2 separate regions of the Homo sapiens genome follow, and region 2 is linked to region 1. The links are chromatin contacts, found by Hi-C or POLR2A ChIA-PET in ENCODE. All regions are on one chromosome and are shown on one strand. The core of a region is the stretch at or near the end of the contact, and the rest is flanking DNA. Distances in the headings are between cores, read along the strand shown.

Region 1 (4,109 bases), core at 972-3,471:
AGAGAAGCTGTCTTTTCAGTACAAAGAGCTCACAGTACTCCGGTCTCCACTGGAAGTTCCGTCTTTATTTTTAAAGGAATCTGGTCATGAGTCTGTTGACCAAGCACATCCTGGTAATCTATTGTCAGATGAGAAGTGTTCTGGATTTCCAACTTATACCATGCATGATAGATGCTGAGTTTCAAGCATAAAACTACTCTAGTTACCAAGATCATACTGCTTTTATGTTGATATAACTTAATTTTATTATTTGCTTCACCTCCCACCAGAATCACTTATTTGCTCACTTTTCTTGTCTATGCTCTAGAATGCACTTACTGCTTAAGCGGCATATTATATGAACCATCCTTTTACATTATAGTTTATTAAAAAGTGGCTTTTGCCGAGTGTGGTGGCTCACGCCTGTCATCCCAGCACTTTGGGAGGCCGAGACAGGTGGATCACGAGGTCAGGAGATCGAGACCATCCTGGCTAACACAGTGAAACCCCGTCTCTACTAAAAATACAAAAAATTAGCCGGGTGTGGTGGCGGGCGCCTGTAGTCCCAGCTACTCGGGAGGCTGAGGCAGGAGAATGGTGTGAACCCGGGAGGCAGAGCTTGCAGTAAGCCGAGATTGCGCTACTGCACTCCAGCCTGGGCAACAGAGCGAGACTGTCTCAAAAAAAAAAAAAGAAGTGTCTTTTCTTTTTTCTTTTTTCTTTTTGAGACAGGGTCTCACTCACCCAGGCTGGAGTGCAGTGGCGTGAACTTGGGAGCCTCGACATCTGGGCTCAAGCCATCCTCCCACCTCAGCCTCCCGAATAGCTGGGACTACAGGCACACACCATCACACCCACCCTGCTAATTTATATTTTGTAGAGACAGGATTTTACCATGTTTCCCAGGCTGGTCTTGAAGTCCCAGGCTCAACTGATCAGCCCACCTTGGCCTCCCAAATTGCTGAGATTACAGACGTGAGCCTCTGCGCCTGCCCAAAGCAGCTGTTCTTTTGCAAGGATTTATTGGTCTGTGGTGCCTCTCCCTCAGTACCCTTGCGTGGTTCTTTTCTTTTTTTCTTTTTTGTTTACTGGAGCTACCCACCATGAACTATTGGTTGGTTATTTATAAAAATATGTTTAGGTTTATGCACATCATTATATTTATTTGCCCACGTGGGCCCCTTGAGCATCAGAGCTTCCTAAAGCAGGATCTTTGCAGGCCATCTCATCCCTCCTCATCATGTATGGATACACAAACCGAGGTCCATTGAGTCCTTTTGAAGAAGGATAGCTGCAGCTAGCTGAAGGCCAAGGCAGGTGGATCACTTGAGCCCACGAGGTTGAGGCTGCAATAAGCTGTGTTCTTGCCACTGAGAGAGAGACTCTGCCTTAAAAAAAAGTGCAAGCTGCAAAGTGGTTGCCTTTTGCTGAGGAGGTGGGTACTGGGAGCAGCAGGAATTGACTGGAAAGAGGCATGAGGACACGTTCCTTTTTTTCCCTTTTTTATTTTTTATTTTATTTTTTGAGACAGTCTCGCTCTGTCACCCAGGTTGGAGTGCAATGGTGCGATCTTGGCTCACTGCAACCTCCACCTCCCAGGTTCGAGTAATTCTCCTGCTTCAGCCTCCTGAGTAGCTGGGATTACAGGTGCATGCCACCATGCCAACTAATTTTTGTTCCCTTTTCTATTTTTTACATGTAATAATTATATATATATATATGTATGTATTTTTTAAGTGCTATTTTTGTTGCATTAAGAGTATGGCTCCCCAGGGACCACAAAGGCCTTTTAGAAGCCTCCGTATGTATTTATAGGTTATCAACAACAACAACAACAAAAAAACCTCTGCTGAAACATACGCAATAGTGATTTAAGAAGAAAAGGAATTTTTCACATTGGATGAGAAAGAACTTCCCAAGTTAGTTGCCTTTACAAATTCAAACATGACGGGCTATCGGCTTGGAGTGTTTTTTAAGAGTGACGATGGGAGGCTTATGGTAAGCCCATTGTTTGACGTGACCCAAGCATGGCCTGGTTAATTTTGACCATGCTCACAGCAGTGGTAGAAGCAACTAGCCACACAGTACCGTACTTGTTCTGAAACACCCATCTCTACTTGTGAAAAAGTAGAGGATCATTGAAGGATCTTAAGAAAAATTTCTGGACCATAGCATATCTCTGCAGCAAAAGAAAAGTAACATATTTGAATGTAAACAAAAACCTGAGACTCACCCCCACACCCCAATGCTCACCACACTCATAAGAAAGGAAGTGAGAATGGGAACCCCCAAAGGCCCACAGAACCTATATACAACTGTCTTTCTCTGTGAAAACAGATCAGCCCCAGAACCTCTATACGCCTCTCTATGTGAAAACAATAAATCAGCCCCAGAACCTATATACACTTGTCTTTCTCTGTGAAAACAATGAATCAGCCCCAGAACCTATATACGCCTCTCTTTCTATGTGAAAACAATAAATCAGCCCCAGAACCTATACACGCCTCTCTTTCTATGTGAAAACAATAAATCAGCCAGAGAACCTATATACGCCTCTCTTTCTATGTGAAAACAATAAATCAGCCCCAGAACCTATACACACCTCTCTTTCTATGTGAAAACAATAAATCAGCCAGAGAACCTATATACGCCTCTCTTTCGATATGAGAACAATAAATCAGCCACAGAACCTATATATGCCTCTCTTTCTATGTGAGAACAATAAATCAGTCACAGAACCTATATACACCTCTCTATGTGAAAACGATAAATCAGCCAAAGAACCTATATACGCCTCTCTTTCTCTGTGAAAACAATAAATCAGCCCCAGAACCTATATATGCCTCTCTTTCTCTGTGAAAACAATAAATCAGCCAGAGAACCTATATATGCCTCTCTTTCTCTGTGAAAACAATAAATCAGCCAGAGAACGTATATACGCATCTCTTTCTATGTGAAAACAATAAATCAGCCCCAGAACCTATATGCGCCTCTCTTTCTATGTGAAAACAATAAATCAGCCCCAGAACCTATATACGCCTCTCTTTCTATGTAAATACGATAGATCAGGATGCCAGAAAATATGTGATTGTCCCCTTCACATTACCTTCCTAATTAATGATTCAAAACTTTAGCAATCCATAATTTTATTTTTTTTCCTTATACAGGGCCTACCCTGCTTCTAGATAATCCCACAACAGATACTAAATAAAACCTTACACAATTGAATTGAAGGAAGTAAGCTTTGTTTGTGTAGTACCTGAGTGAGTTTAGAGAGTACAAACATTGCCCATAACTGAGTATAATAGATATCACAAGCATCTTCCCTATATCACCTCAAACATAAAAATAAAATGCCAGGAGATTTAACGATGTGAATGGGAAAGTCCAAATTATAAGCCTTTTAGAAAAAAACTAAATAGAAAAGTATCTTATTACGTTGGGATAGTAAATGATTTTTTCCTTTCCCACCCCCCACTTTTTTTTTTTTTTGTTGGCAGCCTCCTGAGCCAGAGTAGGCTCAGAGACTCCAGTTTTTTGTGTTTTTGTTTGTTTGTGTTTTGAGACAGAGTCTTGCTCTGTCACCCAGGCTGGAGTGCAGTGGCGTGATCTTGGCTCACTGCAACCTCTGCCTTGTGGGTTTAAGCGATTCTCCTGCCTCAGCCTCCCGAGTAGCTGGGATTACAGGCACCCACCACTACACCCAGCTAATTTTTTGTATTTTTAGTAGAGACGGGGTTTCACCATGTTGGCCAGGCTGGTCTCGATGGTCTCCTGACCTTGTGATCTCCCTGCCTCATGATCCCTCACCCTCCCAAAGTGCTGGGATTACAGGTGTGAGCCACCGCGCCCGGCCCTGTTTTTGTTTTTAAGTAGAGATGGACCTCGGCCTCGCAAAATGCTGGGATTACAGTTGTGAGCCACCATGCCTGGCTGGAAGTGATTTTCAAAATCAGACATAAAATGTGCAAGCCATACAAGAAAATTATTGATAAATTTTATTCTATTAAAACTCAGAATTGATATTTATTAAAAGATTCCATAAAGAAAGCAAAAATCAAGCTACAAACATTTTAACATACATAATCAAAAAATTATTTGCATACAAAATATGTTCTAATTCTTTAAAC
Region 2 (4,109 bases), core at 1,206-3,705, 1.6 Mb after region 1:
CTCTACTAAAAATACAAAAATTAGCCAGGCGTGGTGGCATGCACCTGTAATCCCAGCTCCTCGAGAAGCTGAGACGGGAGAATTGCTTGAACCCAGGAGGCGGAGGTTGCAGTGAGCTGAGATCGTGCCACTGCACTCCAGCCTGGGCAACAGAGTGAGACTCTGTCTCAAAAAAAAAAAAAAATCACACAGTAGAAAAGCCCTTTCTAAGCACCACACAAAGCCCTAAGAGAAGTCATAAAAGAACTGATTAATTTGACTTACTAAAAGTCAGATATTTTGGCACAGTAAAAGCCACCATAAGAAATGTCAAAAGACGGCCGGGCGCGGTGGCTCATGCCTATAATCCCAGCACTTTGGGAGGCTGAGGCGGGTGGATCACCTGAGGTCAGGAGTTCAAGACCAGCCTGACCAACATGGTGAAACCCCATCTCTACTAAAAATACAAAATTAGCTGGGCATGGTGGCACATGCCTGTAATCCCAGCTATTTGGGAGGCTGAGGCAGGAGAATCGCTTGAACCCCAGAGTCAGAGGCTGCGGTGAGCTGGGATTGTGCCATTGCACTCCAGCCTGGGTAACGAGTGAAACTCCATCTCAAAAAAAAAAAAAAAGAAAGAAATGTCAACAGACAAACTAGGAAAAAATATTTGCAACTCCCATTACAAAGGACTAATTTCCTCAATAAATAAAGAATATCTATAAATCAGTAGGAAAAGACTAAATCTACTGAAAATAGGAATAAAATAGGAAAAAGTTCACAGGGAAAAAAATTCAATGACACTTATAATATCTTTTCATGCTAAGAGAAGTGTAATCTTTTACTTTTTTTTTTTTGAGATGGAGTCTTGCTCTGTCGCCCAGGCTGGAATGCAGTTGTGTGATCTTGGCTCACTGCAAACTCTGCCTCCTGCCTCCTGGGTTCAAGTGATTCTCCTGCCTCAGCCTCCCAAGCAGCTGGGACTACAGGCACATGCCACTAAGCCCAGCTAATTTTTGTATTGTTAGTAGAGACAGGGTTTCACCATATTGGCCAGGCTGGTCTCAAACTCCTGACCTCGTGATCCACCTGCCTTGGCCTCCCAAAGTACTGGGATTACAGGCGTGAGCCACCACGCCTGGCCTCTGGTGAGGATATTTATATACATAACTTCCTGGAGAGTAATTTAGCAATAGCTATCAAAATATCAAATGCACATGCCCTTTAAGAATTCTAGGAATTTATCCTACGGTAAAGGGCAAAATTATTTATACACAAGCACTGTTACTAATAGCAAATGATTGGAAACAATCTAAATATCCATTCACCAGGGGACTGGCTAAATAAGTGATGGTACATACGTACAATGGAATATTATAAAATGACAGCTGTAAGAAAGAATGAAGAAGCTCTCTATGTAATGATTTCGGATGAATTACAAAACATATTAAGTGAAAAAGGCAAGATACAGAATAGTTACTACAGTATGCTATTATTTATATTTAAAAACTTGCAGGTATAGCAAAGAAAATCATTGGTAATTGCTTTTATAAGCATAAAAATTCTCTGGAAGGGCTGGGCATGGTGGCTCATGCCTGTAATCCCAGCACCTTGGGAGCCAAGCTGGGAGGCTGCCTGAGGCCAGGAGCTTGAGACCAGCCTGGGCAACATAGTGAGACCCTGTCTTTAAAAAAAATTTTTAATTAAAAAAAAAAATTCTCTGTAAGGAAACTAGTAAATGGTAGTTTTTTATGTGATCAGAAGGGAGCAAGACTTTTCACTGTATAGTTTTATACTTTTTTGATTATCTAGCTACGTAAAATACAGTGTTCAAAAATTAAATATTTTTCAAGTTATAGAGTGATATATATAGTACAACCTTAATGTTTTTTTTAAAACACATAAATACATAGAAAAAAGCAGAAAATATACCTCAATGTTAGAGTGGTGACTATCGCTTGGTGTTGGGATTATGGGTGATATTTACTTTCTTCTAAAGTCTTTTAGGTATTTTCTGAATTTTCAACAAAGAAAATATATTACCTACATTACATATTCAGAAAAAAACCACAGAGGTCTTTTTTTCATTATTGATTTTTTTTTAATTGGACCATCTATGCTGCCAAGAACTAGTTTCTTCTTGATTGTGGCAAAAGGAGGAATCCTTTCACTTCTCCTATTCAGCTGAGCAATCTCAGGGGCTAAATGTCTCCACATTTCTAAGCAACAGAAAAGAGGCTATCAAATATGCCTTGCCTTCTGGAAGGACTAAAAAGGTAGCCCAGATGCAGCTGTCAAGAAAAATGAGATCCCTCTAAGAATACGATCATGATGTTACAGCTTTCCTAAGGCCCTGAGTGAATTTTTAAAAATACAATTCACATTCCATAACGCATCCTCCTGAGAGCCCAGAGGGGACATGAGCAGCATGAATCACTGTATCAGCCCCTCCTCCTGACGAGGGCACAACACCCAGAATAGCTCGGTGATGACGCAGCAGCCTGAAACCTTTGAAAGCCCTCATCTTTCAGAGGGAGGAAATGAAAGCGAAAAACAAGTTCTTGACGCAGACTTTAATTCTCAGATCTTTACCAGGCAGAACAGAGCAGCAAGGAAACCGGCACGGATCTTTTGATTCTTCCCACTAGAGCCTGCAGTTGCTAAATGTGTGTGTGTCCATATGACAAATCTGCCTGATTAGCTCTGCTTCTGATTACTAACACTACTGGGGTTCTCAGGATAGGAGGCATGTAAAAAAGGAGAGAGAAAAGATAAAATAAAAACAAATAAAAAAATTAAAAATACTACTGCTATTTTGCAGATGATCATATGCTTTGATATTTTTCATTCTGATGACCAGATACTTTCACAGATATTATCACTTTTTTTTTTTTTCTGAGATGGAGTTTCGCTCTTGTCACCCAGGCTGGAGTGCAATGGTGCAATCTCAGCTCACTGCAACCTCCACCTCCCAGGTTCAAGCGATTCTCCTGCCTCAGCCTCCCGAGTAGCTGGGATTACAGGCATGCACCACCACGCCCGGCTAATTTTGTATTTTCAGTAGAGATGGGGTTTCACCATGTTGGTCAGGCTGGTCGTAAACTTCTGACCTCAGGTGATCTGCCCGCCTCAGTCTCCCAAAGCGCTGGGATTACAGGCATGAGCCACTGTGCCTAGCCAGATATTATCACTCTTAATAACTATAACAAGATATGTGAATAGTGTTTTGCATTTATCAAGCAGCTTTCATTTGAGATTCTCATTGATTTGACTTCCATTTCTCTTTCAGGCACAGATAGTGAAACTGTCTTGTAATATGGTTAAGTGATTACTCTAGATGACAGTTTAATATTAGTAACAGGGCCAAGAGAAGAACCCATTTGCTATTAGGACACAAGTACCTGACCCATTGAGTGGCAGTGCCACTCATCTGGTAGCTATTTTGGTCAGCAGCCTGGGAAACTTGCACTGAGTTTCTGTAAAACACACTGGCAGGATTCCCAAGTTTCTGACTTGGGAGACTGAGCAGGTCAATGCCACAAATAGGAAGAAGGGCAATCTCATGAGAGAACATAAGTTTAGTTTTGGTAATGTTGTGCTCGGGCCTGAAAGACAGCCAGACAGTAAGGTACAGGAGACAGCTAATCTTCTGGATTTAGAGTTCAGCAGAGAGGTGAACCTGCTGAACCCTGAGGTGGGGGTCATCAATGGGTGAGTGATCGTGCAATGTGAGCAGATGAAACTGCTTCAGGAAAATACACAGAGTAAGAAGAGAGAAGGGCATACGGCAGAACTGCATTAAAAAAAATTCCAGGCCAGGCACGGTGGCTCATGCCTGTAATCCCAGCACTTTGGGAGGCTGAGGTGGGCGAATCATGAGCTCAGGAGTTCAAGACCATCCTGGCTAACACGGTGAAACCCTGTCTCTACTAAAAATACAAAAAAAAATTAGCCGGGCGTGGTGGCGGGCGCTGTAGTCCCAGCTACTCGGGAGGCTGAGGCAGGAGAATGGCGTAAACCCGGGAGGCAGAGCTTGCAGTGAGCTGAGATCACGCCACTGCACTCCAGCCTGGGCGACAGAGCGAGACTCTGTATCAAAAAAAAAAGAGAATACAAAGACAAAAGAGTTA

The links. Hi-C counts contacts between places; a loop is a spot of excess contacts on that map. ChIA-PET counts read pairs that join two places held with the same protein, here RNA polymerase II (POLR2A). Pooled maps may share reads with other maps.
Region 2: a loop to region 1 is called in a map with no recorded cell type, with 12 times the contacts of the local background. The contact joins two enhancer-like sites. A Hi-C loop is called at or near these places in 1 of 37 single-sample maps with no recorded cell type and 1 of 50 pooled maps. POLR2A ChIA-PET finds 5 or more read pairs at or near these places in 2 of 52 experiments (Panc1 and activated CD4-positive, alpha-beta T cell).

What each region holds. Positions count from the first base shown.
Region 1 is chr3:196,113,695-196,117,803 of GRCh38, forward strand. No RefSeq gene overlaps it. Among named protein-coding and RNA genes, the nearest start is that of LINC00885, 27 kb to the right of the region's middle. Within about 2 kb of position 2,222, at least 3 of the 41 ENCODE cell types and tissues checked have a DNase peak (open chromatin) inside an H3K27ac peak, as active enhancers do.
Region 2 is chr3:197,710,001-197,714,109 of GRCh38, forward strand. The region is part of intron 2 of RUBCN (rubicon autophagy regulator); the gene reads right to left. Among named protein-coding and RNA genes, the nearest start is that of RUBCN, 25 kb to the right of the region's middle. RefSeq lists enhancers at 1,997-2,617, 2,338-2,632, 2,341-2,710. Within about 2 kb of position 2,456, at least 39 of the 41 ENCODE cell types and tissues checked have a DNase peak (open chromatin) inside an H3K27ac peak, as active enhancers do.